Linked DNA regions of Mus musculus: all the other regions are linked to region 3. The links are chromatin loops, found by intact Hi-C in ENCODE. Cell type or tissue: left cerebral cortex. All regions are shown on one strand. Each heading gives the region's core, and the rest is flanking DNA. Links, peaks and the distances in the headings are about the cores only.

What was found. Peaks named below come from ENCODE experiments on the same cell type or tissue, not always from the same donor. Only the 100,000 strongest peaks of a DNase experiment are listed, where the experiment ranks them.
Region 1: a loop joins it to region 3, with 5 times the contacts of the local background. A loop is called at or near these places in 4 of 42 quality-filtered maps.
Region 2: it touches region 3 in a loop (4-fold over the local background); 27 of 42 quality-filtered maps call a loop at or near these places.

Annotation. Positions count from the first base shown.
Region 1 is chr6:86,997,828-87,007,934 of GRCm38, forward strand. It overlaps Aak1 (AP2 associated kinase 1), which reads left to right. Exons shown (of 16, transcript NM_001378654.1): 16 at 1-5,400. Among named protein-coding and RNA genes, the nearest start is that of Nfu1, 7.0 kb to the right of the region's middle. In left cerebral cortex, for the core only: a CTCF peak has its summit at 5,128 (motif pointing left); DNase peaks (open chromatin) are centred at 4,856 and 5,113; H3K27ac peaks cover 485 bases.
Region 2 is chr6:86,918,115-86,928,221 of GRCm38, forward strand. Aak1 (AP2 associated kinase 1) reads left to right here. Exons shown (of 16, transcript NM_001378654.1): 2 at 6,900-7,018. Among named protein-coding and RNA genes, the nearest start is that of Aak1, 74 kb to the left of the region's middle. In left cerebral cortex, for the core only: CTCF peaks have their summits at 3,974 (motif pointing left) and 4,173 (motif pointing right); DNase peaks (open chromatin) are centred at 2,634 and 3,954; H3K27ac peaks cover 691 bases.
Region 3 is chr6:86,743,137-86,753,243 of GRCm38, forward strand. Anxa4 (annexin A4) reads right to left here. Exons shown (of 13, transcript NM_013471.2): 7 at 9,017-9,096; 8 at 7,927-7,983; 9 at 5,751-5,844; 10 at 1,489-1,584; 11 at 1-40. Among named protein-coding and RNA genes, the nearest start is that of Gmcl1, 15 kb to the left of the region's middle. In left cerebral cortex, for the core only: a CTCF peak has its summit at 4,258 (motif pointing right); a DNase peak (open chromatin) is centred at 4,264.

The sequences.
Region 1 (10,107 bases), core at 971-8,970, 250 kb after region 3:
AGTTGTTGGACAATTTGGGGCAATCCTGCTGGAACTGACTGAGGTGTCAGAGTGAATTTTTTAAATTCCATTTACCTGGTTTTGAAAAAATCAATTTCCTAAAACTGGACATGGTAGATACCTAATGAATGTAATCCTAGCACTTGGGAAGCTGAGGCAGGAGGATTGCCACAAGTTAAGAGATTAGTCTGGGCTTAATACTGAATTCCAGGTCTCTATATCTCAACACCTTCTCCTTCCAGCCAAAAAAGTCATCAGTCTTTGTGTTTCCCTGGCAACAGGGGAAGAGAATCTTCAGAGGTCCAGCCACGGGGACTCCTGCCTGGGTACCATTGTTGTGAAATTCATTAATCAGGAGCCCAAGCCACAAGCTAAGTTTGCCTGTTATTTCTCCCAAACCCTTCCCATACACCTCTACTGCCTCTTAAGTGGGTACAGACCTGAGACCCGGAAGTAAACTGAGAATGGAAAAGAGTTGGTCAGTTGTCCTTGCAAATCTTTAAATGATCTGTGCCTTTCAGATGTTCCAGTAGAGCAGACAGGTGACTGGCTGCGTGTTCAGGAGTGTGTTTTTATATCTGGACGGCTCTGACCATTCCTAGTGGTTTTCATGTCCTTTATTTTTACTGCCTTAGAATAAACCCTGACTCCATGAGGCATCCACTGAGGAAAGAGTTGCAGCAAACCCAGGTGTGCACTCATGGCTTCTCACAGACACTGCTTCCACTTGCCTGCGGAAGTGTGGAGAGCTGTGTGTTGCGCTGGATTAGTGATGGAAGAAAGGCTAGAAGCTAGGCACAGTAGCGTACCGCTGCAAACAGGGCACTCGGGTGGTACAGAAAGAAGGAATTCCAGGGCAGCCTAGACTGCACGACACACTGTCCCAAAAGAGAAAATCCATCCAGGGCTAAAGCCTGAATGCCAGGCTGCACTTGCAATCACTTAGTTGTGATAGCCTTAAAATTTGAAAGTCAGGGTTTGGGTGCACAAGGCAGCAGCAGAAGATATGCTTAGCTTGCACAATGCCCTGGGGTCTGTCGTCAGTACACAAAAACAATACAGTTAAATCTAGAAGTCTTGACGGTAATATAAGAATGACTATTTTTTTATGATATCAGGTACTTTTAACCCCAGAACTTGCGAGGCAAGGACAGGTGGATCTCTGTGAGTTTGAAGCCAGCCTGTCTACATAACAAGTTCCAGTCCAGCCAGTGAGTGAAACCCTGTCTTTAGAGGGGGGTAGGGGGCTATTTTTCCCTCTTTTCTTCATAGCATTCTCCACCTGTTTCAATAACAGGCACTGCGTCGGGGCCCATAGCAGCGCCATTTGAGGACTCCACCCCACCAGAAACCTGCCTTTCACTTCAGTAAAGGTTAAACATTTTCTTTAGGAATTTTCTTTCTCACAATTATTATTTTTTAATTTCCTGTATAATAGTGGATACAAAATTGTCTTTCTATTAAATAAGTAGTTTGACTAACGCACATGGAACTTTGCAACCAAACTTCCCAAGCTTGCCGTCAGATGAAGGCCTCCAAGGCACTTGCAGAAAGGATGGTGATGTTCAGGGAGCCCTTGCTTAATGTCATAGCTCCTCCCAGGTTGCAGCACATACCTGTAGTCCCAGCTGCTTAGGAGGCTGGGGCAGAAAGACTGCTTGAGCCTGGGATCTCATGGCCAGCCTTGGCAACACAGAAGGACCCATCTCTTGATGAGAAACTTCAAAATGCAAGGTCAACACCACCTCGGTAATAGCTCTGCAAACTATTCTTCCTTTGATTACTGGATTGCTCCATCTAATCAGTCATTTTTTTCTCACAAGGTCCAAATTAGAATAAAATGGATTCTTTATCTTATATAGTTTAATCATTTGTGAAGTGTGGGCTTAGGGCCTCTTTTTGTACTGAGTGGAAAGTCTATCTACCATCTTAGAATAGACAGTGAAAATGACCACATGCAGACTGTTTTTCTTACATAGTGATTCGTGAAGGAAAGCTGACACATGATAACCCGTGATGAGTTCTGAAGGAGGCGCTGGGATGATCCTGGATTACAGGATCAGTGTGTAATGTAAAGATTAGGTATCTTTGTGGGATGCCATCCTGAATGGAAATCCAGAGATGTTTGTCTTACAGGGAATTATGAGTGCTTAACGTCTGTGGATCAGGAGCAGGTTCCCTGGGACCATACTGTCACAACTTAATAATAAGGAAGAGGAGAACATTGTCAACAATGTACTGCACTCTCTTTGTTTTAGTGTCTGCTGTGTGTTTGTCACTTTGTATATTTCATAGGAAACACCAGAGATTCTGGACTTTTGACTCAGTAGACAGAAATGAGCCAGAGTTTCCTTAGGCAACGCCTTATGCTGTATCATATACTAATGAACTCCTAAATGATGTGCTAGGCTGGGAGCATGGCTCAGAGATGGAGCCGGTGGTGCACAAGAGAGGCCCTAGGTTCAGCCCTATTAACTGACTAATGAGCACTGTTTACAGAGTTAACTTAAGTGTGACCAATTTCTTAGGCTTACAGTACAGTTCTTTAGCACCAAAACCTTGGTTGGAGTCAAAACAAATGAAATGAAATAATGAAGTGAGCCTCTGTGGCATGCCAAGGCAAACGGATTGCGAATTCAAATTTATTCTAGCACAGGCAGCTTAGCAAGCTCTTACTATCGAACTTTAAAGCAGCTTGGTTTATAGTCAGGTGGGAGAGCACTTAGTTAGCACGTGTGACCACTGGGTTTTATAAAACTGAAGTCCCGGGAAACAGTGCAAGATGCTTCCATCATGTGATGGTGATCAGTCTCACCAGAGAAAGTGAGCAGAAGTTGGTGCTCAAAAGGAAATTTCAGTTAATACAGCCTGTTTTGTCCTGGCTTATTTGTGGAGTTGAAGACCTATGTACTGGCACATGCCCTAGTGTGTGTGCATATGTGTGCGTGTGTGTGCGTGTGCGTGTGTGTGTGTGTGTGTGTGTGTGTGTAACAGTCTTCTACTCACTAACCCATGGTATGTCTCAGTTTCATCTGGCAACTGAGTTCTTCTAAATGGTTAAGAAAATGCTGCCTTAGAGCCTGTTGTATATTTATGTGTTGGAGTCTGTGCTTATCAGTATTTTCAGCTAGTCTTCATTGTGCGTGAAATATTAGAGTGGTCTGATGATAAGAAATTCTGTATTTTTATTCTGTAAATTAGAATAATCAAAAAATGTATCAAATTGTATGATATATGCATTACTTCAAATAGGAAATGTAAAGTGGAAAACCAGGGACCAGGAGCTGCAGTGCCCTCCCCAGCAGTGAGTGGACAACTTCCAGTGGAGTCCATTTGGGTCCCTCAGATGTAGAGATGGTGCCCTCTGTGGTGTCTTTGGCATTCAAACTTTAGAACACATCCCAGTCAACTCCAAAATGGCTGCTAGTCACAGCATTTCTCTCAGCATCGAAGTCGTTATGGTGAAAGGTAGTCTGCAGGAGTGCAGTGGTAGAGGCAGGAGCACCTGGCACTTCTCATGGCTGCCATTTCCCAGGCCTCCAGGAAACACTAGGGTTATAAGTAGAATCATGTCATTTTGAGTTTTTAGTTTTTGAACCATAGCCTTTGTCAATATTTGTTTTGTTTTAACCACCAGAACACTTGAAAACTCAGTAAAAATTTCATTAAAGAAAAGCTTTCAAAATGTTTAAGAATAAAAAGTAGTGTCCAGTTATAGATGGTTCTGCCCTGTACCTGAGAGATCTCCGTGCTCCCTAGCCCTGTTTCTGCTCTCCCTTAATTATTCCCCCAGCATTCCCCTGACCATTCTGACCAGACCAATCAGTGGGTGCTCAACAGTCATACTAACTCATGGCTGTTTCCCTTGCTACTGCTGTAAAATGTCTGTTTAGGACTCAGGCCAACCTTGACAATCTAACAGTGAAATGGAATAGAGGACAGGGGAGGGTTGGTGGAACCCAGCCGTCCTCTGGAGATGGGGGGCAGCTCTTTCCCTGATCCTATGTGGCTCTAAAACGAGCACATATGTGAAAGGGCCTTAGAATAGCAAAAATAGCCAAGTTTTGGCCATGGGGACACACATGCCTGTATGGGGCGAGAGGTTCACTCTCAATTCAATGACTGTTGCCGGGCGGTGGTGTCTTACACCTTTAATCCCAGCACTTGGGATGCAGAGGCAGGCGGATTTCTGAGTTTGAGGCCAGCTTGGTCTACAGAGTGAGTTCCAGAAACCCTGTCTCGAAAAAACGAAAAAAAAAGAAATTCAAGGACTGTGTCTGGGCTGCATAACAAGACCTTGTCTCAACACACACACACACATACACACACACAGGCTAAATATTAACTACATGTGACGTAGGCCAAAGTCTCTGTAAGTTGTAATTTCATAGGTCTTGTCAGGTGTATTTCAGCAGTCTCTGGCTTCAGCAAGTGCGCCATTAATTCTGACTTGATAGTGCCCAGTGAGCATGGCCTGTGCTGCCTTGTGGTAGAACCATGCGTATATACATCAAAGGGATCAGATTCCTTTTGTCAATTTTGGCATTTCAGAATGGATTTTTAAACACCAGTCAAGGATAGGTCAGTGTTGGCTGATACCACATGCTTAGACTGTGTGAGAACCCTTGTCCAGTCTCCAGCACCTTCACTTTGAGAGACAGTAAAATCCTTTCCTTCAGAAGTGGTGATCCTGCTGTGTTCTGCAAGTCTACCAAAGATTCTTGTGAGGAGTTTCTCAGCGCCTGTGTGTGCAGACATGTACCCTCCTGCTTCCTTCACGGTGTTAGCTCCAGCCCCTCCGCTTAGTCATCTGCAGAGGGCTAAGACAGGACCGCAGGCAGCTGGCACAAGCAACTCTGTTCCCTTTGCCAAAACCTCCAAAGTTAGAAATGAAGTTGTTTGCGTCTGTGGTGAGGGAATTGACCAGCCATTGCTTCAGCCTCCTTCCCGAGTAAGCACCTTCTTGGTGCCTGGGTAGCCCTGGGAGGACAGTGGTGACCTGCACCACAAAACCTGCAAGACATTATTTTGAATGGAACATTTGATGTCATTTTTAGGGAACAGAAACCAAATAACAGAGGCCAAGGACCATGCGTATTTCAAGGAGGGAAGATGAGCGCCCTCTGCTGGCAGTATTTGTAGTTGATTGAGTGAGGAGCTCTAAGCAGCCTGGAAGGAGTGCTGAGGTCAGCAGGCCTCAGGAATCCTTAACATGCAAACAATCTTGAGGGGAAACCAGAAGGTCATTCCTAGCAGTTACTGTAATACCTCTCATTGCAGGCTGTTGGGTTTCTGTCGTTCACTCGGTGTGATTTATCTTATGTATCTGATAGTTTTTATGGATAATTGTTTGGGTTGTAAACTCCTATACTCTTTATTAAAATGAACCTAATTAAGAGACTTAGTTGTGTGTTTTTTCTTAAGTGGGATCTTCTGGGGATGAAAGGGTCCCTAGGTACCTGTCCCCAGCACAGATCCTGTGATGGATTCCGATCCTCCTGAACAGAAGCCAGTGTCAACACGGAGAGGCCCACAAGAACCCAGGACATTTCAAACCCCCTGCCATTTGGGAAAACCTACCTACCTAGTTTCAAATTTGAAGCAGACAGTCAGGGTGGTATTTAAACTTTCTTGAGCTTGACTTAGCAGGACTCCAGGAGACCTGGCAATGTACTGTGTTCATAGAGATGGTGTTGGCAGACCGGGAAGCCCTGCAGAGTTCTGGTGTAATGCATATGAGTGAGACCAAAGTGGCCTGAGTCCTCCGAGTTTACTTTACCATCTAAATATAAACCTCCACCTGGTTCCATGGTTTTGTTTTTAATTTTGCATTTTTTGGAGACAGGGTCTCACTATGTAAATGAGGCTGGCCCCAAATGACAGAAATCTGTCTACTTCTGCCTGAGATTAAAGCCATGTGCCACCCACCACAGCTGGCTACTTGTATGATTTAAATGTTCTTAAGTGTTAACTGGAGATGGGGATGTACACCTTTGGTCTTCAGCCCTTGGGAAGGCAGAGACAGATCTCTGTGTTCCAGGACAGCCAGGGCTATACATGGAGAAATCTTGTTTGGAAAACAAACAAACACCAACAACAAAGTTCTTAAGTGTTTCAAGGTTGCGGCCCCGGACAAAACTGCTTTCTTTTTTACCTGAGACTCTGCAGGTTCTCTGGGAGAAAGAGTCCCCCTGAGCTTTCTACGAAGAACAGGACTCCCAATGGAAAAAGCCAGGTAAAACCATACCAGATGGCTGAGGCTTGTCTGTCTAGATTCTTGTCTTCCCTTGTGTTTTTCCTTGAGTTCACCTTAGATTCAAGTTGTAGAATCTGGGCTTCAGTTTGTGTGGGCATAAATATTATGCACTGAGTAAAGATTATCCTATTATTATTCAAATGCTGATTTCTGTGCCCCCTTATCTGGTTGCAAAACATTGCTCCCCAATTATTCCCTGATTAGTCAGTAAAGAAGCTGATTGCCCAGTGACTGATTAGGCGAAGAAAGAGCTGGACTTCCTCCAAACCAGGGGAGGAGGGAAGAGGAGATAGGAAGGGGTAGGATTTGCCCTGGCAAGGGAGTCCTGGAGACACCATGAGAAACCACCTAGAGCCCAGAGAGCCAGATCAGTATTGAAACGCAACTATCACTGGTATTTTGACTGGGAGGTAGTCAGATTACTGTAGAGGATTAAATAGAGTAACACTGCTCAGTTGTTATGCCCTTGAAGCTTGTTAAGTAAACGTAATAACCCAGCCTTAATTATTTGGGAGCTAGCTGGGTTAAGAGGAAAACTGCAACAAATACTTATTAAAAATCCCCACTGACAAGTGTGCAGGCAGCATGAAGAAGGAGAGAACACTGCTCCCTGAGGTACTTTAATTAAGCCTAGCCCAGAGGCAGTCCACAGTCTCTTCAGCACACAGCACATGCTGTGTGACCTAATCCCTAGATCCTGGTAGGTACAGTGGGGGCTAGAGAGATGGCTCCACAGTTCAGCACTAACTGTTCTTGCAGAGGGCCTGAGTTCAGTGTACAGTGCCAACATGGTGGCTCAAAAACATCTATAACTCTACTATCGTAGGAGATTGTACTGGCTGGTTTTATGTCAACTTGACACAAGCTGGAGTTATCACAGAGAAAGGAGCCTCTCTTGAGGAAATGCCTCCATGAGATCCAGCTATAAGGCATTTTCTCAATTAGTGACCAAGGGGGGAGGGCCCAGCCCATTGTGGGTGGTGCCATCCCTGGGCTGGTAGTCCTGGGTTCAATAAGAAAGCAAGCTGAGCAAGCCAGGGCAAGCAAGCCAGGGCAAGCAAGCCAGTGAGTAACATCCCTCCATGGCCTCTACATCAGCTTCTGCTTGAGTTCTGGTCTTGACTTCCTTTGGTGATGAACAGCAATGTGGAAGTGTAAGCTGAATAAACCCTTTCCTCTCCAACTTGTTTCTTGGTCATGATGTTTGTGTAAGAATAGAAACCCTGAGTAAGAAGAGACAATGTCTCCTGCCAGCCTCCTTGGTCACCGCGTGCACTGGCACTCTGGCACTCACGAGGAGATAACACCTATCCACATTATACAAAATAAAAAACCCTGGAGATGTTATCATATGTGCTAAAGCATTTATCAGATAAGATGAGGATGTTACTCCTCCCCTACCCCTCCACTGTGTGTGTGTGTGTGTGTGTGTGTGTGTGTGTGTGTGTGTGTGTATCTAACTCAGCACACTTGTGTGTGGAGACCTGGCTGCTCTTCTACTGGAAGAAGGAACCAAATTGAAGCCATTTTGAACAAAACCTCCATTTTGAATAGGGGTCAAATAAAATTGAAGTTCTCCAGACCTCCTTGGGTTACTGACATCCTGCTTGGTCAGTTATGCTAGGCAAGTCACCCTGCTACAGTTGACTAACCCAACCAATGGAAACAGGATAATGACAAAGGCATGTTCCTAAGGAAGTCCCCCATCCCTGATTCCTGACTGGTGAGATCACTTGGCACAGATGTTTGTAGGTTTGAGGCTTTAAAACTCTATATTCTGGCTCAGGGTGGCAATCCAGCTCCTGAGTTCTGTGGCCCTGATTGGTCATCTGTTTAAATACTTCCTAAGATGAACATTCAAAGACTCAGTCAGCCACCCAAGTCTGTGACATTGTACCTGATTGGTCAGTTTTTGCTGCCTAATTCAAATAAAAATCTTGCTTTGCTGGACTCTTGTGCCTGCTTGGATTTTTTTTTTTTCCGATTTCTGGATCTTAACATCACTTCATTCATTGTGGCAAGGTCTGTCAATTAAACCCAGAGTCAGCTGATACGGCTAGCCAGCTTGCTTGGTGGATTCTCTGTCTCTGCAGACTGCTGGCTGCATCACCCAATAGCATTCACATGGCCTTTGGGGATCCGAACTCCCTTTTTCACATTTGCAGGGAGAGCATAGGATGGAATGGAGGGACTGGACAAGGAGCACACAGACATGCAGCTCTTGGTTTGTTGGTTACTTACGAATTCTTGTGTGTCATGTGCACAGATGTGCTTGCGTTTGGAGGACAGAGGTCAGTGTAAGGTGTTGTCTTAGTCAGGGTTCTCTAGAGTCACTGAACTTATGGACTGTCTCTATATATTAAAGGAAATTATTGGAATGACTTTCACTCTGCAGTCCAGCTAACCCAACAATGGGCAGCTGTGAATGGGAAGTCCAAGACCCTAGTAGCTGCTTAGTCCTATGAGGCTAGGTATTTTGGCTGGTCTTTGTGTAAACTGGGATCCTGAAGAAGTAAGTTCCAACAGATGTGCCGGAAGTAAGAGCAAGGAGCCCTTCCTTTTCCCATTGTCCTTATGTAGGCTTCCAGAAGAAGGTGTGGACAGGATTAAAGGTGTATACCGCCATGCCTGGAACTAACCTGTTCTTCACTTGGAACTTGTTCTGTCCTAGGCTGGCCTTGAACTCAGAGATCTGCTTGTCTCTGTCTCCTGGGATTAAAAGTATGTACCACCTTGCCTGGGCCTAAACTGTTCATGGCCGCTGTGCCTCAAGATCTGGATCAAAAGTGTGTGTCTTCCAGCCTCAAGGTCTGGATCACAGGTGTGCCCTCCATTTCTGGATTATAGTTCATTCCAGATATAGTCAAGTTGACAGACACTAACCAAATCTCTCCCTGAACCTGAAAGTCGAGAATTCATCAAGCTCCTCTCATCTCTACCTCCTTCAGCACCGGGCTTACAGGTGAGCTTATTTTTGACAAGGTTGCTGAGGATCCAAACTCTGGTCCTACCTGTGGCAGGCATTGTTCTCTCTAACTCCCTGATTTCTAGACACTGTTCTCAAGGGAGTCAGGTCTCTCAGGAGAAGCATGGATTCTAGGGTCTGAAGTAGACACAAGATGGCAGGAGAAGCATCTTCCACTAGTGCCAGACAGTAACAAAGAGGGACCCAAAATCTATCCTGGAAGAACTTCCGAGCTTAAAGCCAGAATAATTTGAGTTGTAAAATACATAGGACATATTGTAAATATCAGTGCTCTTATAGGGCATGGTGACACACTCCATTAGTCCCAGCACTGGGGAGGCAAAGGCAGGTGGATCTCTGGAACAGGAGAATCAGGTTGAGAGGGGAAGATGAGAGGGAAACAAGGGAGGGGATACAGGAGGGGGAGCTAAAAATCAAGAGCCATTTGAGCTTGTATGGAAACCTAATAGAGTAGAAGCTTCCTAAAATATATACACAGATGAAGGCGATCGAAATGAAATCTCCAAATAATAGGAGAGTCCCAGCTGGATATCTCTTGTCACCAAATGAAGTTTCCAGTACCCCAAATGGGCTACATCTAGTTGAGTTTTTGGCCAAAGGGGCCCCACAGGAACCCACAAACAACCCAGGTGGTTGCCAAGACTATAGGATAGAATGCTTTCCACAAACTTGGAAGGCCCTATTGCTGAAGACAATGCCCACACAACTCACTGAACATAGAGAAGTCAAGTTGGTGCCTAGAGCCTTCATCCCTACGTGCTAGCATCTTTGACACAGGAAGATACTCTGCATGCTGCCAAAGGAGAACGGTAAGCACCAACCCAGCCACTAACCCTTTGATCTACAATGGTGTCCTGCCTGCGAG
Region 2 (10,107 bases), core at 885-8,884, 170 kb after region 3:
TGCAGTTAAGGGAATGGAGGCCAGAGAAACAGTGGTGGGCCAGGCCACCCTTTCATAAGCCCTCAGCTGATGCACTTCCACCTCGGCTAGGTCTCCCCTCCTGACTCTTTCAAAGACTCCTATTTCCTGATTCTCTCTTGGGTAATTCAAAGAGGAGCTGCACCCACCAAGCACACTCACGATGTTTGCTGCTATTTAAAGGGAGGCATGCTTGCATTGAGAGCCAAGAGTACCGAATGGGCCTGCAGGACCCATTCCTCCTTTTGGAATCCCTGTTCCTTTGACCTTTGTCTTGTTGATCTTAAGCAGGTAAATGCCATTCTCAAAGGTGTAGATAGGATCTGGGTTAGAAAGGTAGGTTTCTTTTTATGTGCAAAAAATAAGCTGGTGCCATATGTCAGATTTTTATTGCCTAGAATTTTGGCCCTGCTTAAAAATAACAGCAAAACCTCTTTGGCAGCCACTCAAAAAACCCTGTCTGAAAGTCAGGATGGGCGTCTGTCCAGCTTCTCAGTTCACACTTCTCATGCCTGCCCGGTTGCACCCAGCATTGCTCAGATAACCTCAGGGCTCTCTGTCTGTTACCTTTCCTCCCTGAGTGCAGGTCACTGCAGTAGGATATCCTAGGCTGCTGCCACCTTCCATGATTCCGTGTCTGATGAAGTGGCAGTAGAGGTCCTGCCTCCACTGCAGTACTGTTTATGGGTGTCGACTGTCAGGATGAAGTCCCAGGAAGATTTTCTTTGTTGTCTTTGAAAAGTTTCTCTTTGACATTGTGATCTTTTGTTGGTATGAGCACTGAGAGATTTTGCTCCAAGATTATATAATTTTCCCAGCCACGTGGAGAGACTGTAATCCATGCCCTGTGTACTTCACTGGCCTTACAAACACAGAAGCAGGGCCATCAGTTCTGTCCTAGCTTGTATCAGACGGATGCCTGTATTACAAATTCTCATTACCAGCAGAGAGCTAGACACTTTTGGTGTCTTTATGTATTTGAGAAGTAGAGGACCTCGTTGTGTCATTAATTTCTTTAGCACCTCCTTGAATCTGTGCTGATTGAAGCCTTTCTCAGGAAAGTATTAGGAAAGCAACTCATGTTAGGGCTTTCAGTGATATAGGATATGTTAGAAAATGCAAATGAAAATCACAGTCAGATGAGGACACATGAAAATGAATAGCTACAATGAAAAGATCTGTAACCATGGGCTGAGGAGGACATGGAATTAAAACTTCCATATGGCTGATAATCACTGTGAGGGACCATTAGGGTGGTTAAACTTGTCATGTGGCTGAGGAATGACTACGTATATGAAAAAGGCCTTCCTTCTGTACAGATGTTTAATTTATAATAGCACAAAGCTAGAGACATTTGCATGTCCTTCCATAGTGGATGGGTAAACTATGGGCGTCTGTACAATGAAACAGTTGAAAAAAAAAAAAGCCCAAAATTGCTGATACCTGTAACAATGAGACTGAATCTAGAAATATGCAGTAGGAAAGAAGCCAGGCATGAGAGTCTAAGCTGTGTGATTCTATTTAGGCCAAGCAAAGCTCAGGTACAGAGAAACTAGAGCTCACATTGCAGGGTTTGAGGAAGAAGAGGAAAGAACGATCTGCAGAAGCCGCTCCCTGTTGTGATGGTTGTGGGAGTGCATGATGCTGTAAGGCCATTGTGATGTGTGTACAGTTGGTTTACAAAGAAAACCACAAATAGATGAGGGGTCTTGTGGAATTTCTTGCTAATTACCTCTGTGTTCTTGAATGGAGAACTTAATCCTTCTTTGTCTATTTTATGTAGGGGGAAATAGCCACATGGAAATTCTGGGTCTTTTCTGGCAAGAACTTGCTAACCAATATATACTCATGTATTGGAGTTTGCTTACAAGTATTCTTTTAAGGTTTGGAACATTTACTATGTTGTTTCCTGTCTCTGCATATCAGTAAGATGAAGGGTTTAGATTAGATCAGAGGCAGAATACTGGAAGCTCAGAGTCTGTAAAGTGTTTAGCTTCTGTAGTGATGTTATTTACCGTTAATATAAAATGTGACTTATTGCTTATGTTTAAATCTAGAGTTTTCAAATAAAATTTGGGTTTCCATTTTAGGTTTTTTAAATTTTTCTTTTCTCATTCATTCATTCATTCATTCATTCATTGACTCATTCATTTTGGGGAGGGACATGTGGAAGTCAGAGGACAACTGTAGGAATCAGCTCTTTCCTTCCTTTTTGTAGGTGACAGCGATTGTACTCATTTGGTCAGGCTTAGTTTTGGATACCTTTACCAGCTGAGCCATCTCTGGCCCTGTATCTCCTCACCTTTAGAAATTAACATTGCTGATTGGAGTGGTGGTAGTGGTGGTGGGGATGGGAGTAGCTCACTTGGTACAGTGCTTCCTGTGTAAACATGAAGATCAGAGTTAAATCCCCAGCTCCCATATAAAAATCCAGGCATGGTGGGGCATGCTTGTAATCCCAGCATTAGGGAAGGAAAGATGGTAGGGTTCTGGGGGCCCCGTGGGCCAGATTTAGCCTAGTTGGCAAACTCCACCCAGTGAGAGACCCTGTGTTACAAAGCAAGGCAAGCAGCTCCTGCAGAACCACATCTAAGATTGCCTCTGGTTCCCACATGCACATGCGTGGACATTATCCATGTGCCTGCATGCGATGGCAGCCCTCACAGCCATTTGTACTTCGTTTTCCATGATCTCTGCCACACTTTTCTACTCTCTATGGTAAAAATTAAGAGGGAAATGAATTCAGTATTGAATTTTCACTATGTGGTAAGCATTGTTTTAAGGTGAGATGATCTGGTGGGTGGAGGAACCGACCACATAGACACAGTACTAAACTCACAATGAGTTACAAATAGTAACTTCTGTTCTGGTCAAAAATTAAAAACGAAAGTGGCTGCCAGGCAGTGGTGGTACAAGCCTTTAATCCCAGTACTGGGGAAACAGAGGCACATGGGTCTCTGTGAGTTTAAGGCCAGCATGGTCTAAAGAGCAAGTTCCAAGAAAGCCAGGGCTACACAGAGAAACCCTGTCTCAAAAACAAACAAACCAATAACAAACAAACAAACAAAAAACCAAAACTGGGTGTTATATTTCACACATATAAACCCCAGAACTCAGAAGGCTGAGGCAGGAGGATTACTATGAGTTTGAAGCCTGCCTGGGCTACAAGAGGAATTTTGGGTCAGACTAGACTAGAGTGAGTAGCCTGCTTCAACAAATAACTAGAAATTGAGGACAAGAAAGGTACAATGTTGGGAGATATGAAAGAAGTATATTATATGATGTGTGGTTGTGCCATAGTGAAACTCACTCTTCTGTAAGTTAATATAGATTGATATAAAAAATAGACCAGAGTGCTGTATATTTGAGGGAAAATAGAAGACTATATGATTCTTTTTGTAAATTACATCAATGCCCACATTCTTAAGAGTTTGTCAAGTGTGACAGTATGAAAGTTACCCTCCTGCCTCTTCTGCTTTACTTCACAGATGGAGCCCCTTTCCCTTGGGAAGTAAGAGCAGCACAGGCCACATGCGTTCTTACTCTGTCTGAAGCATCCTCAGTTGGCTTTGGAGACTGAGAGTTGTTCCCCTGATCCATTGGGGAGGGGGGAGGGGGCCGTGCTGGGGAAGTGCTGCCTGCTACCTTTCCTTCTCGCCTAGTAGTTCACTCCATTTGTTCCACAGTGCACTGTGAGTGGCTGTCACTGTTAGAATGACAAATCTTACTAGGTTTTGATTTTGATCTTATAGTTGATTCTTTTCCATTTACACATGGACCCTTTTATAGGCATAGGTGCTTAATAGTATGGCTCTGACTCTGTTGGGTATAGTGATCCTTTGCTTTGCTCTAAGAGTTATCATGATTGTAGGTATTGCAGATCTGGTCTGGCCTGCTGAGTTTTCAGCCCTAGCTGGAGAGGTCATGTTTCTGCAGCACTGCTCCCATCTGGTGGCCGTTATCTCTCATTGCAACTGCATGGCCTGCTTCAGAACGGAGTGGCTTGTCCTCCGGGATGTTAGGCACCACACCTTAAAATGCCTTTAAAATACAAATTCTTGCGAGTGGGAACATTCATCAACTCTTTTTTTTTTTTTTTTAAAGATTTATTTATTTATTATATGTAAGTACACTGTAGCTGTCTTCAGACACACCAGAAGAGGGCATCAGATCTCATTACGGGTGGTTGTGAGCCACCATGTGGTTGCTGGGATTTGAACTTCGGACCTTCGGAAGAGCAGTCGGGTGCTCTTACCCACTGAGCCATCTCACCAGCCCCCCATTCATCAACTCTTTAGGCAAGAAAGGCAAAAACTGTGATGAACAAACTATGAACTAATGTGTATATTTGTAAGTCATTTTTTAAAACCTTGCAGAGCCCGAGCTGTCAATGAAATGAAGGGTTACTTATTTCCAGTGAAGGAAATACTCATTTGCCCACTTAATTCAGCTTTGCCTTGTTATATGAAGAGATATTTTGTGGTTTGGTTTGGTTTTGTTTTGTTTGTCATGATAGATGAAGTAGAGGGAACCAGTTTGGGGGCAGTCAGGATAATGATACCTCTTTCAGGTTCTGCCCACAACTAGCTGTGAAACTCCTAAAGCCTCTCTTCACTTCTTTACCCACAAAACGGATTTGTTTGTGGGGGAGGGGCTTTATGGTGCTGCTCTTCCAATCTGTAGCTGAATGAAACCATAAAGTATTCAAAATATCTGACAAAATATCTTCTTGGGCTGTATATAAAACAATTATGAATGTAAATGGAGGGTTTTATATTTTTGCAACTACTTTCTCCAATTCTAATACATTGTAAGCTATCCCATGGTTCCAGCAGGTTTTTTTGATGGGGGAAGAAAAGACTAATGGTGCTACAGTATGTATATGTGCTACTAGACAAGACTAATATATAGTTCTTGCATTTAATTTTTGTTGCATCTCTTAAATATTGTATATTCTAAAGATATGCATCTTGGAATTTAGGAAATGTGGACCAGGTATGGTGGTACACATTTGATAACCTTGGGATTTACCAGGGCAGAGGCAGGACAATCAGCTCAAGGTCAGCAAAGGCCACATGAGACTGAGCCTCAAAAAAGAAAAACCAAAAGAAATAGGGATGGAGAAGAAGTGAGAGTAGGCTTAATTTTTGATGCTGAGTGTTCTTTTTTAAAAAGCAAGTACTCAGCTGGGTGTGGTGGCGCACGCCTTTAATCCCAGCACTCAGGAGGCAGACGCAGGCAGATCTCTGAGTTCAGGCATGGCCAAGGCTACTCAGAGAAACCCTGTCTGGAAAACCAAAAATAAAAAGTAAATACTCGCCGGGCAGTGATGGTGCATGCCTTTAATCCCAGCACTTGGGAGGCAGAGGCAGGCAGATTTCTGAGTTTGAGGCCAGCCTGGTCTACAAAGTGAGTTCCAGGACAGCCAGGGCTATACAGAGAAACCCTGTCTCGAAAAAAACAAAACAAAACAAAACAAAAAAGTAAATACTCAAAAATGCTATACATAAAATTGATAATGGGGCAGTTTAATCTATTGCAAGAAAGTAAAAGCTGTGGGTTGGGTTTTTTCTTGTTGTTGTTGGTTGAAAATATTAGAGAGACATAGTGGTTGCTGTTATAGATTCCATAGGAAGTTTCAGTGTTTACTTGAAATACTAAAGAATGTAGTTGTAGTGACAGGCAATAGAGAGACATGCAGTCTTGGTCACAATGTGGATTTGGATTCATTTGAGTACATTTACATATTTTTACAGATTAATGTATGTTTTGATTAAAGTAAGGAACAATACTTTGAGTAAGGTTCTACTGGCTGCATGGAATAGATTCCTATCCAGGATATCTTCAACAGTTCCTATAAGGTCAGTAAGTGCTGGGGACAGGAACTGAAGTGTCTGTCACTAGGCTGCAGTCAAAATGGCTCCAGTGAACCTCCCCGGGCCTAATATCTCAGTGTTCACTGCTTATCTGTCAACTTTGCAAATGGCTGCTAGCTCAATACAACCTCAAAACGCTATCACAACCTCCACTCAAATTCTCACACCCATGACTTCCCAGTGTGTGCGCTTCTGTCCAGCTTGTACCTACTTGTGTAAAGAATCAGTTAGTGATGCGTTTGCTCCTCGGGATTGAGGAACACGACATTTGAGTTAAGTGATGGAGGTGCAAGGCAGACAGCTGGGCTGTGTGCTCCTTGGAAGAACTGCTGCTTCTTCTAAGACTTTGACCTGTGATTGTTTGCCACCCTTGTCTATCTGACCCTCATAGCAAAGCATTGCACACTTCAGACAGTACTTGGAGGTGAGGTAGAAGTTAGGAGCTCTGAGATTGTGTGGAACTCCAAGACTGAACTAATTTAGCGCATTTGAGCATTCCAGTTACAGTTATATCAGTGTCTGCCAGTGAATTGTGAACTGTCTTTGGGTAAAGGAAAGACGGGTGTTGGTCAGTGAGTCCTGCTGTAGAGCAGCCCCCTTGTACTGGGTCTTCTTTCTCAGTGACACAGGTAATGAAGGTGCAGGAGTCTCCTGTTACACTTGAATGGGAGGTGCAGCAAGGAGGGGAAGAAGAAAGGAAAAGGAGAGTCCTGAAGTAAACTGACAACTGTTGATGTTAGCAAGCACTGAGAGAATTTTCTAGCTTCTCTGATAAGAAAGGAAGTACTGGGCTTAATAAGAAGACTCTTGTAGTTTCTTTGGAAGGTTCTTGATTCAGTAGAGATTCAGGGTGTCTCTGACTCTGGCTGTAAGTTCCAAGAGTGGCAGAATGCCGTCTAGGCCAGGATGGTTTGGAGCCTGGCTGGTGGCAGTGTCAGTGCCATGAGGGGTGCCAACAGTAGCCAGAGTTCCTGACTGACTCATCTTCGTGTGCTCTTCTCACAGGTGGATTCGCTCTTGTCTTTCTGGTGAGAACAAGCAATGGGGTGAAATGTGCCTTGAAACGTATGTTTGTCAACAATGAACATGACCTCCAGGTGTGCAAGAGGGAGATCCAGATCATGGTAAGCACTGCACATTGTGACTGTGGCTTCTTCTTTTTAAACGTGTATGTATGTATATATATATATATATATATATACACACACACACACACACACATACATACATCATACATACATATATTAATCACATTTTATTAATTAAAAAAATATGTTTTGATCATATTCTCCTTACTCCAGCTCTTCTTGGGTCCTCCCTCACCTCTCTACCCATCCAGCTTTTGAGTTTTCCCTCTTAAAACCTGTTAAGTCCAGTTCTGTGTTGGCTGACTACACTTAGGTGTGGAGCCTGTCCAGAAGGATGGTAGATATACTCACCATTGAAGAGAACTGACCCCCCCCCTCATAGTAATCAAATACCAATAGTTCCTCAGCTAGGGGTAGGTTTCACGGCTACCTCCCCTCCTTCATGCTGGAATTTTGTCTTGTTTGAGCTTTCGCGGGCCTTGTGCACTATTTTATAGCTGATAGGAGTTCGTGTATGCATTTGCCCTGTTGGGAAAAACACTGTGTCCTTGATGTCTGGCTCTTAAAATCTTTCTGCCCATCTCCCACATAGATCCCTGAACTTCAAGGGGAGAGGTGTGATACAGGCATCCTTGTTAGGGTCAGCACTCCAGAGTCTCTTATTCTCTGCACATTGACCAGTTGTGGGTTTCTGTGCTAATTACCATCTACCTCAAGAGACTCTGATGAGTGAGGGGCAGTGCACTGATAAGTGAGTATAGTAATAAGTCACTAGAGTCAGTTATTTGTTGCTGTGTCAACTTAACACAATAATAGTCGTAGGTTTGACCCTCCAGCCCATGACTTACCCCATGTGGCTGCTTAACACAGGTATACTGTGCAGCCTAGGAAAGTCACTGGCTGACACCTTCCTTAAGTTGACAGCAAGATCTTACACAAAGTAGGACCAACAACCAGGGTATCCAGGGCTCTGTCCCTGCCTTGATTACCCTCAATTGGAGACTGAAGGGGAAAAGGAACTTATTGGGGGAACTGAGCAGTTTAGCTCAGAAAAATAGTTTGGGACCTTGGACAAGCATTTAATATGGAAAGCTCAATTCTCTGGGAACTGTTCTCTCTTTCCTGCCTTCTATCAGTTGCCAGCCCTTTGCTGTGGTCTATCAGTTGCCAGCCCTTTGCTGTGCTCTGGTCTCCAACCCCCTGAGTCCTTCTGTATCCTGTGAACATGTCCTGACACAACTTTATGCTTTTTATAGTTTATAGTATTACTTCATAATACTCTGTGATTCCATGTATAAAAGTTCATGACTAGGTATAATTCTTTGTGACATTAGAGTTATACCTTAATTTAAAAAAAAAAAAAAACTTACTAGGAGAGATGGCTCAGCTCTTAAGAGCTTGTACTGTTCTTCTAGAGGATCAGAGTTCGATTCTGTCTTAGTCAGGGTTTCTTTTCCTGCACAAGACATCATGACCAAGAAGCAAGTTGGGGAGGAAAGGATTTATACAGCTTACACTTCCACATTGCTGTTCATTGACAAAAGAAGTCAGGATTGACACTCAAGTAGGTCAGGAAGCAGGAGCTGATGCAGAGGCCATGGAAGGATGTTACTTACCGGTTTGCTTGCCCTGGTGTGCTTAGCTTGCTTTCTTATAGAACCCAGGACCACCAGCCCAGGGATGGCACCACCCACAATGGGCTAGGACCTCCCCCTTTGATAACTAATTGAGAAAAATGCCTTACAGCTGGATCTCATGGAGGTATTTCCTCAAGGGAGGCTCCGTTTTCTGTGGTAGCTCCAGCTTGTGTTAAGTTGACACACAAAGTCAGCTAGTACAGATTCCTAGCACCCATATCAGAACTACCATTATAACACTAGCCTTAGAGAACCCAATGCCTCTGGCCTCTCAGAGCACCTGCACGAGCAAGCTCAGAGCTACACAGACACATAATTTAAAATAAAACAAACCCTTGGAAACTTACTAATTTATGCAGACTTAAATTTCTACCATTATTAAAGAGTCTGTTTCAGAAGTACATGCTGGTGTGTTTATGATGAAATTGTATGTTACTGAGAAAACAGTAACTGAGTTTAAAAGAAAGATTGTGGGCTGGAGAGATGGCTCAGTGGTTAAGAGCACTGCCTGCTCTTCCGGAGATCCTGAGTTCAATTTCCAGCAACCACATGGTGGCTCACAACCATCTGTAATGAGATCTGATGCCCTCTTCTGGTGTGTCTAACGATAGCTACAGTGTACTCACATATATAAAATAAGTAAAATGAGAAAGAAAGAAAGAAAGAGAGAGAAAGAAAGGAAGATTGATCGGCCATGGTGTGATAAACAGAGCAAAGTGAGACTTCTGGAGAGCTTCTTAGTTGTTATTTGTTGTTTTTGCTTCTGCTTGACAGAATGCACAATAGAAATGTTTAAATATATACATGGTTATTTTTGGTATTTCCACAGCTTTTGTTTATACAAATATATTGCTTCACCTGGTAATTTTAAGCAGTTCTGCCATCACAGTGTGAGTTATTTAAAACAAGAAACACAATAGTTTGACACACTGCTTAACACGTAGAAAGTAGTTCACTAAGTGGATGAAATGGATGCTTGGTGGTGGCAGAGACAGAGCCACATGAATCACCCAGAGGTGATTCCTTAGTGCTCCAGATTTTAAGACTTTGGTAAAAAGCAGTAATAAAAGTTAGGTGAAAGCCTAAAACGCAGTGTATTTGGGAATGACCAAATACTGCAGAACCAGCCAGCCATCCTCAAGGCGCAAGACCACAGGGATCAGTCTGCGATGGGGCTAAGGTCCTCTGCCTGCCCTGACTCGTGCACGTGGGAGGTTCCTGGGTATTTCTGCCCTCCCCTTTCCTTCTCCTTCACTTCTTCCTTCCTTCCTTCCTTCCACTCCTCTTCCCCTTTCTGTCTATCCCTTCCCACGTGCTTGCTCAGCTGTCCCTCACCTTCTCATCTCTGCTGCTGCTCCATCTCTTCCTAGAATGCCCTTCCCATTCTTTTACCTCCGTTAGAAAAGCAATCCCATTCTTTCCCCTTCTCCCTTCCATTTGGAAACATGAGGGCTTGCTTTGTGCTAGCTAAGAAACCAAAGAGCACAG
Region 3 (10,107 bases), core at 964-8,963:
CTCTCAGCGAAATATGAAGGTTTACTCCGCATGCACTTCACTGTGGAGAAAACGAACAGGAAGACGTGAGCAGACGCCACCCCCTGCCCACAAGCCCACCCTAGTCTCATGAGCGCTTCCTGTCTCTTAATAAATCATCTCTATTTCTAAAAATACAAACATAAGAATGAAAAGATTACAGAAAAAAAACCTCAAGAACAAAGAAAAATGACAGTCTCAGTTTCTACAAAGTCCCAAGAAATATCTCCTGATTGCTTTGTTAGACCTCTTTAAGCCAAGCAACACTTCCTGCCACCCCAGGCCCTCTCTCAAATGGACAGACTCCTCTTAGCATTCCCTACAGAAGTCATTAACGAAGGCCATCGAAGCAAGGGTGGCCTGTAGTTCCAGAGTGATGATTACGACTGTCGTATAAAACAGTTATTAGGGGGCTGGAGAGATGGCTATGCAGTTAAGAGTCCTTGTTCTTGCAGAGGACTGGGGGTGGGGGGTGGGGGTCAGTTCCCAGCATTCACACGACTGCTTACAACTGTCTGTGACTCTAGTTCCAAAGGATCTGATTCTCTCTTCTGACATCTTAGGGCACAAGGCATGCACGTGGTACACAGACATACATGCAGGCAAAACACCCATACACATAAAAACTTAAAATTTAAATGAAGTAATTTTTAAACCCACCATGCATTGGCTCGCCAGATACAGCTAGCATGGCATTATCTCTCTCTTACAATGGGATAGAGAAGTGCCAAAGACCAAAGACATGAGCCCCTGGCACAACAGCAGTCAGGCTCTCACACAGCCCAGGCTGGCCTTGAACTCTCTATGTAGCTGAGGATGATCTGAAACCATTAATCCTCAGGGCTGTCTCCACCTCCCAAGTGTTGGAATAATATATGTGCCATAGCCAGCTTTGCAAATATTTCTTGTTTAAAGTTGTACAACAGCCGTATGGGGTGGCTTGGATCTATGATCCTAGCATTCACAAAGCCAAGATAAGAGGATTGCCACAAGTTCAAGGCCAGCTAGTGAGACTATCTAGAAAAGGAAATTCTGGGGCCAGAGAGATGGCTCAGTGATTAAGTGCACTGGCTGGTCTTGCCAGGACAGGAGTTTGGTTCCCAGCACCCATGTGGCAGTGTACAACCATCTGTAACTCGTGTTTCAGGAGCTCTACCACGCTCTTCTGGCCTCAACAGGTATTGCAAGCATGTGGTGCACAGATGTACATGCAGGCAAAATATTCTGGAACACTGACTGGGTGTGGTGGCACATGGCTGTAGTTCAGGTACTTGGGGACTGTGGAGAGAAGATCACATTAACCCAGAAGTTGCAGACAAGCCTGCAAGCCTGACTTACCATTTTTTTAAAATTCTAGAATGTACCCTCAGTGATTGAAACAACTTTAATTTCAGGAAGACAGTTCTGTATCTCTGTGACAACATCTAGATATGACATCAATGGAATTAGCTCTGTTGCTCACCAGCTTACCTATAGCCAACAGGGCATCTTCAAAGCTTCCAGATGTCTCAGACTTAATGCTCTGTTCAATGTCCTTCTGTGAGATTCTTTTGTATTCATCAAACACTATGACCAATAACAAAATAGTGAGGTTTAGAGACCTGGGCTGGCACTGGCAGCTAAGCCTGATGACCTAAGTTGGTCCCTGGGACCCACATGGTGGGAGAGGAGACATGACTTGGGTAAGTCATCCTCTGCTCTCTGCATGTGATCAGTGGCATTTGCATGCTCATACACATGTACACATGTATGCACACACACACACACACACACACACACACACACACTTCTTTTCTTCTCTCTAAATAAATACATAAATAAATATAATAAAACAAAATAGAAAACTAAAATTTATGGAGAGAATGAATACAAGCTTCTTCTTCTTCTTCTCCTTCTCCTCCTCCTCCTCCCCTCCTCCTCCTCCTCCTCCTCCTCCTTCTCCTCCTCCTCCTCCTCCTCTTCCTCCTCCTCCTTCTCCTCCTCCTCCTCCTCCTCTTCCTCCTCCTCCTTCTCCTCCTCCTCCTCCTCCTCCTTCTCCATCTCCTCCTCCTCCTCCTTCTTCGTCTTCTTGTCATTTATTTATTTATTTATTTATTTACTTTGGTACATTTCAAGAGGAAATCAGTCCCGTGGGTGAGCACCCCAGCAGGATGCGGCCTGCTGGACTGGGCCCATCCAGGAGGAAGAGCGCTGAGAACATCAGGCACACTCTTCCCCTGGCTAGGACCTTGGTCCTCCATGTCACGTGGAAAAGTCTTTGGGGACCTTTGCTTTCTTCTTGTTTAAGCAGCCAAGGTCTGGTGGTTCACACCATAATCCCAGTTCATAGCGGTGGAGGCAGGATCAGCACTTCTTCAGTTACACACTAAGCCTGAGGTCAGCCTGGACGACACAAGGCCTCGGAAGTCACCCGTGTACTCCTCGTCCATTTGGCTCGTCAAGACGAATAATTCTGTCTCCTCAAAACTGAGGCAGATATGATAACAGCGCCTTTTAATAAATTCTTCACATCATTATTACTATTCTTGTTTAGTTTGCTTTTTGTCAAGGACTTTTGAATGTGGTGAATACATTTTCCTCTTCTTCCAGAGACCTCTCAGAACAGACATGTCTTGCTTGTCTTTTTAGGGACCCTTGTTGGCACACTGTCCTATCCCCATCTGCGTGGGTCTCACAGGTGGTCAGTCAAGGAACACTGATGTCCAGCAACTTACATCACAACCTCAGCTTGGTGGGGTCCTTAGAGCGGCTTGTCCACCAAGGAGATGGCTTTCTTGCTTTTTCTTTCTAATTTTGTGTGGTCAGGCATAGTGGTGCACACCTGTGATCCCACCACTCGGAAGGCAGAGGCCGAAGAATCCCTGTGAATTTGAGGCTAACCTGTACCACATAGGCAAGTTCCAGGCTAGCCAGGGCTACACCGTGAGACTAAAGTTCAAAACAGGTTGTGTGCGGTGTGATATATGTATGTACTAGTGTATGGGAATGTGTGTGCATGCATGCATGTGGGAGCCAGAAGCTGGTATCAGGTGTCTTATTTTTAACATATTTTAATTAACTAATTCATTTCAAATGTGCTTACAGGGCTTGTTATGCATGTACTCATGCACACACAGAGCACAGAAGGGCAATGGGTGTCTTCCTCTAGCCCCCATTGTCTTACTGCTTTGAGGCAGCGTCACTCACTGAATGGGAAGCTCACCATTTCAGCTTGGCTGGCTGACCGACAAACCCCTGGGCTCTACCAGTCTCTAGCTTCCAATGCTGGGCTTACGGGCACATGCAACAATACTTGACTTTTCTAATGTGAGAGCATGGGATTTGAACTCAGGCCCTCATGCTTGCCCAGCAAGCACTCTTCCCTGGTGAGCCATCTCCCAACTCTCCACATTATTATTATTAGTAGTAGTATTAGTATTATTAGTATTAGTATTATTACTGAAGACGGTCCTCGCTATAGCTAGAGTCACTTATTAGTCAGCCACAAGCCCCAGGGGCCATCCTATTCCCTCCTTTCCTGCCTAGATGCACCTTGGTTTCTGTCCTCATGAAAGGCTTCAAATCTCCCTCCAGTCTTGGGAGCCATCAGTATTTTCTCATTCCTTTTTGTCAGTTATATTTGCCCAGAGTCAAAGAAGCTAATTCAACCCCCACTGTACACATGAACAAAATGAGACAGAAAATTACCCACAAACCCTTAGTTTTGGACACTACTGTTGGCAACAAGATGCTTAGTTTCACTACCTAAATAATGCTTAAAACATTGTTTCCTGGGCTGGTGAGATGGCTCAGTGGGTAAGAGCACCCGACTGCTCTCTGAAGGTCCAGAGTTCAAATCCCAGCAACCACATGGTGGCTCACAACCATCCGTAACGAGATCTGACTCCCTCTTCTGGAGTGTATGAAGACAGCTACAATGTACTTACATATAATAAATAAATAAATCTTTAAAAAAAACAAAAAAAACATTGTCTCCTGCCAGGCAGTGGTGGCACACGCCTTTAATCCCAGCACTCTGGAGGCAGAGGCAGAAGGATTTCTGTGAGTTCAAGGCTAGCCTGTTCAACAGAGCAAGTTCCAGGAATGCCATGGATATACAGAGAAACCCTGTTTCAAAAAACAAAAAAAATGTATCTTGGTAATTTATTAACAGGTAATTTTTAACTTCCCAACTACAGACATGCTTGGAATGAAAAATTCTTAGTAAATTCTTCCTAGGACCTGCAGTTCTGAAGAACTGCCACAAGGGGGAGCTCACATTGTAGCCAGCAAGGGGAACCAATAAAATAAAGGAAAGCACAAAGCACCAAGTCTCATGGTTGCCTATGATTTATGAACAGAAATGATTGCTTATTATTATTTTCCTTTTGCCACTGAGGAATATCTAGAATAATTACAACTTGTAAATGTGTCAAACTTTGCAGTTACATTGTGTTTTCAATTTAGTAAACCCATTCTCCTTCAATTTCCCACAAGCTTTGTAACTCTGTCTATGACAGGGGTATGGTTTATAAAATGATGGTCCCCATGAAGGTCTAAAAAAAACCCATCTCCAAGACAAACTGCCCCACTGAATCCTTACTGCTGTTCATAAGAAGACTTAGCCTGACAACAATTATTCTATAATAGTTTAGTGTCCCCCCCCCCCCAGATGTTAAAAAGCACATTGCAAAGTTTAGAAATTACCAGAAGCAAATTAGGAAGATGACACAAAGGAAATAAAGAGTGAAATTACCCGCGACTCATCTTACTCAATGGAACCCCTGAGCAAGTCTATCAGTTGCGTGAAATAGGAATAACTACCAACCAACATTTGTTTAGCTGGTGCCTCAGGTAGTGAAGGTTAATTTCTTATGTAGGTAGTGGGGAAGGCTGTCTTGGGGCTATGCTAGAACAAGAACTGGCTATGAAGGTTGGTTTCCTAGAATAAGGAATGCTAAACTATTAGGAACACATTGCATACCTGTCAGTTACTCAAATTCATCTTTCAAAATTGGCCTTCATTCATATAATTACCTCCTACATTTGCAGGGTAATATCCAACAGTTCAAATTCTTTTCTCTATCGTGGGTGGGAGGGGAAAGGTCATCAATTGATACACATCAAGATACATTATACACATGTTTGGGATGATCAAACAATAAATAAAAGATATTCTTTTTGAAAAGGCTATCAGGGTTGGAGAGATGACTCAGTGGCTAAGAGCATTTGCTGCTCCTACAGATGACCCAAGTTTAGGTTCCTTCCCAGCACCCACTTGGTAGCTCATGATTGTCTGTAACTCCAGTTCCAGGGGATCTTGTATCCTCTTCTGATCTCCAAGGACACCAGATACACACTCGTGGTTCACAGCCATACATTCCATCGAAACATCCATACATGTAAAATAAATTAACCTTGAAAACATTCACGATTCTACGTTCTAGCGTACCTCCCACCATCCTAGCAGAGCAGAGCAAGGCGGTGAGGTGGCTACCCACCGTGGAGCAGAGCAAGGCGGTGAGGTGGCTACCCACCGTGGAGCAGAGCAAGGCGGTGAGGTGGCTACCCACCGTGGAGCAGAGCAAGGCGGTGAGGTGGCTACCCACCGTGGAGCAGAGCAAGGCGGTGAGGTGGCTACCCACCGTGGAGCAGAGCAAGGCGGTGAGGTGGCTACCCACCGTGGAGCAGAGCAAGGCGGTGAGGTGGCTACCCACCGTGGAGCAGAGCAAGGCGGTGAGGTGGCTACCCACCGTGGAGCAGATGGTTCCGGTTCCGGGAACAGAGAATGCTTAGGAATTTCACCTCGTCTGTCCCCCATCTCTTCTCTCCAGCCTCATACAGTTCCTGATGACAAACAAAACACACAAAAGGATGTGTGCCAGCACCTGGCAAAGAGTTCTAAAATGTCTAAGAGTCAAGCTTGCTTTGTTTTATTTTGTTACTTGGAAAGGCAAATACACACACACACACACACACACACACACACACACACAGAGAGAGAGAGAGAGAGAGAGAGAGAGAGAGAGAGACAGAGACAGAGACAGAGAGACTTCCATTTACTTTAACCCCACCATGGCATGAAAGCGACATAGTGAGCCATATTTCCAGGTAGCTACACAATCCCAAGGGCGGACAACCAACACATTACAGTGGACTTCAATGCTAAGCTTCCCACTGGTATGCGTTTTCAGCTTACACCAGGTTGAAATAACCCTATTCCAAGCCCTGTTTCTGTCTCCATCTCTCCGTTTCTCTCTGATGTATGTGTGTGCACATGTGTGTGTGTGTGTGTGTGTGTGTGTGCGCGCGTGCGCGCAAGTGTGTGTTAATTCTGTTTTGCAGAAGATCCTGATAAATACTCAGGTGTGTTAATAAAGGAAGGCAGACACGATGCTGATTTCTGGCACCCGAGCATAAGCAGTCACACAGCCCCAAAGACTCCATGAAGCCCAAGGCATTGCACACTCTACACACACTCCCTTCTTTCTAATGCAAGCAACAGGCTCTTTCCTGCATGCTCCGGTGTGGTTCATACCCTGCATGTGGAGTGGAGACACCCGTTGCTACAGCTGGGTGTTGGTTAACAATGGAGGAACTAAGCACAAATCCCAGTTCTCCCACGTCCTGGTTGGTCTTTGGTCAATGAGATGCAAGCTAGCCTCAGTTGATATAATGCTTCTCTTGGATTACCCATAGGTAAGTGTGTAAGGAATTTTCTTGATTCATGATTGACATGAGAAAGCCCCTCCCCCATTGTGGGCAGTGCCACCCCTGGCCTTCGATGGTCCTGGATGTTATAAGAAAGCAGGTTGAGAAAGCTATGGGAAGTAAGTCAGTAAGCAGCACCCCTCCATGGCCTCTTTATCAGCTCCTGCCTCCAGGTTCCTGCCCTGCTCGAGTTCCTGTCCTGACTTCGTTTGATAATAAACAGTGATATGAAAATGTAAGTTAAATAAACCTTTTGCTCCACAACTTGACTTTTGGTCATGGTGTTTTGTTGCAGCACTAGAAACCCAGAAACATAACTATGACACTCCATGATTTGGCCCGAACTCAGGCAAGGGGCATCTTCTGAGCCTCAGTTTCCTTACCTGTAAAATGGGGGTTAAAGTCCTAAGGTTGGTATCAGGATTCAATGGTGGCCTGGAGAGATGGCTCAGTGGTTAAGAGCACTGACTCTTCTTCCAGAGGTCCTGAGTTCAATTCCCAGAAACCACATGGTGGCTCACAACCATCTGTAATGGAATCTGATGCCCTTTTCTGGTGTGTCTGAAGACAGCTACAGTGTACTCAGATACACAAAATAAGTAAATCTTAAAAAAAAAAAAGGATTCAATGATTCAATGGTATGCCTAAGAAAGACTAGGTGGGCATGCTGGGCTTTACAAAAGGCCCAGGGTTTGTATGCTACTTGGCCACAGGGACAAATGTCAGGACAGCCGTCAGTGTGCTGAGTGCCAGGGCAGCAGCTCTCTTTTGAAAGTCACATGGTGTTCACAGGTCCCACCTCATGTTCTCTTTAGGGAAGTATGAAGAGCAGAGGCAGCTCCTTCCCTCTGTGACATTCAGCGCTGAGCACTTGCATAGCGTGGGGCACGTCCTGGGTTCCGTTCCTTGGCCACACACACACACACACACACACACACACAGAGAGAGAGAGAGAGAGAGAGAGAGAGAGAGAGAGAGAGAGAGGAGGGGGAGGCTTGGTGCTTCCCTAGGATCCTTGTTGTGTCCTCAGTGTGAGGAAGAGATCTGGAATCCAGGAGTGTTGAAAGACCTGTTAATCATAAAGACTGTCTATGAGAGTCTTTCTCATAACACACCTCAGTTGGACTAACACACCCTGAAGTAGAAGCGGTTGTCCACCAACCAAGTGAGGCCTGTCTTAGAGAAGAAACTGCAAGAAGGAAGTTGCGGTCCACAAACCTGGGCGTCCTGCTTCATAAGAGCATCATCAAGGTAATTTCCTTCATCCCTGCCAGCCTGTGGGAAGATGGAAGAGAGGTACACAAGTAACCATGGCAGCAAGTACCCATGGAGACGGTAGGGACTCTTAAGACAGAAGACCTGGAAACCCAAGGCACTAAGACAAGAAGGCAGTAAAAGCTGGGTCTTCAGGTTAAGGAGTTAGGACTGTTGTCTTCTGTCACAGGGCTTGGATCTATGCTCTGGAGTTGGTCCCAGCAGAGTGTGGGCCCCACTGTGACTCCTGATGTTGCAAAGGTGTCTTCCTAGTAGAAGGGCAATACATCTTTCTATCCCACCCCTACCCCGTGCTCCCACCATTGCACTAACTCAGCTGACTCAGCCTTCTTGACTGACCAGTCTTCATGGTCGAGAGAACGCTAGACCTGAGGTGGAACTTGGAAAGCTGATGCAATGCCAACCCCAAATACATCAGTTCCAGCATGGAAGGCCATGGGAACCCCTGGAGGAGCCCCTGGAGGAACACTAAGGAGTGAAAGATAGGTACTGCCCTCCAGATTGGTAGGCTGTTTTTTTAAAAAAGGATGAAAAAAAGTGTGTGTGTGTGTGTGCGTGTGTGCGCGCGTGTGTGCGCGTGCACCATGTGAGCAAAGGTGCCTCCAGAGGTTAGAAAAGAGTATCATATCTCCAGGACCTGGAGTGAGAGGTGGTTGTGAGCCATCCACTTGGGATGCTCAGAGTTAACTCAGATCCTCTGCAAGAGCAAGAGGCAATCTTAACCTCTCCAACCCTGCCCAGCAGAAACATCTAAAACACAGGAAGTCTCTCAATATCCTTATAATCCAATAGCTGACATGAACTTGGGCCGTGTGGACAGTGAATTAAAGTAGAAGAAATGGTTGTGCATGCATGGCTAGCCAGGGTCTCTGGAGGAGAGATAATGATGTAGGGACAGAGAGTTCGTTCTGCCCACGAACGATGCCCCGGGCAGATCCATGTTTAGGAGACTGAACGGATGAAGGGCAGAGAGTGAGTGTTTCAATCAACCCAGCATCCCCTGTCAGAAGGCAGGACTGAGGAAGCCACGCACCGCCGACAGGGACACCAGTACTCGCTGGAACATGAAGGATGTGTCAGAGCAGATGTCCTCTTCAAGGCTCCTTCCATATTCTACCAAAAAATTGGAAATGGGTACATCAGAACAGAGACCTGCCCAATGCTGCCACCCTCCGGCCTGCTATGTGTCCCATCCCACCTGCACAGCCAGCAGCACAAACCAAGGTGGTACCAAGTGAGGCTTTCAAAATCTCAACTCTGCCAGGCCCCAGGTTGGAGTTAAGTGGTATAACCATTGATGGGTAAAGTACCCATGTTCCTGTAGGCAATCTTTCGCCTATGCTCCTATCAGCAATTCTAACAAAGCCCATTAGCACAGAACAACAACAGAACAAACAACAAAACAACTTTGGTTTAAAAAAAAAATGACCCAGGTGCTAATTTGTCACAGTGGGAAGGATCGACAGCTGTCTCTTACGATGAAGGTGGGCTGGAGTCCTCCTTGGTCTCCTTCTGTCTGTGACTTTGCTATGCAAATGCTATGTGTCTGAATGGAAGCTGGCAAGGTGACCAGTGTCACTGGACACAAGTCCCCAGAAAAGTTCTAACAGAGCTCCCTAAGAGTCACACTCTCTACAGCCCCAGAAGCTACCATGGAACAGGTGTCAGGGTTAGGGGGTCAACTCCAAATCCTGGGGCTGAGGTCAGGGTTGGGGGCTAACTCCATATCCTGGGTGGGCCTGTGAGGGAGACATGGAGGGTTCTTGTGCTCACATAAGCACAAGGAGATCCAGGAGTGTTAAACACACACACACACACACACACACACACACACACACACACACGCTCCTTCAAAGGAAGGGATATATAACCTGTTATCTTCCCAGAAGGCTGGGAGCAGATCTGGATAATATCCTGGTGACCTTTGTGCTCTCTGTGTGGCTGAGACCACAGGGATCCTCCCCAGACCCTTATCATGAACTTGTCAATCTATAGGATTTATCTTTATGGGTGGTATCACATGTCATCAATCTATAGAATATATCTTTATGGAAGATGTCACAATCACTTTACAGAGTTTCGAAGTAGTCATCTTAAGTTTTATTGTACACACAGGATTGAGTA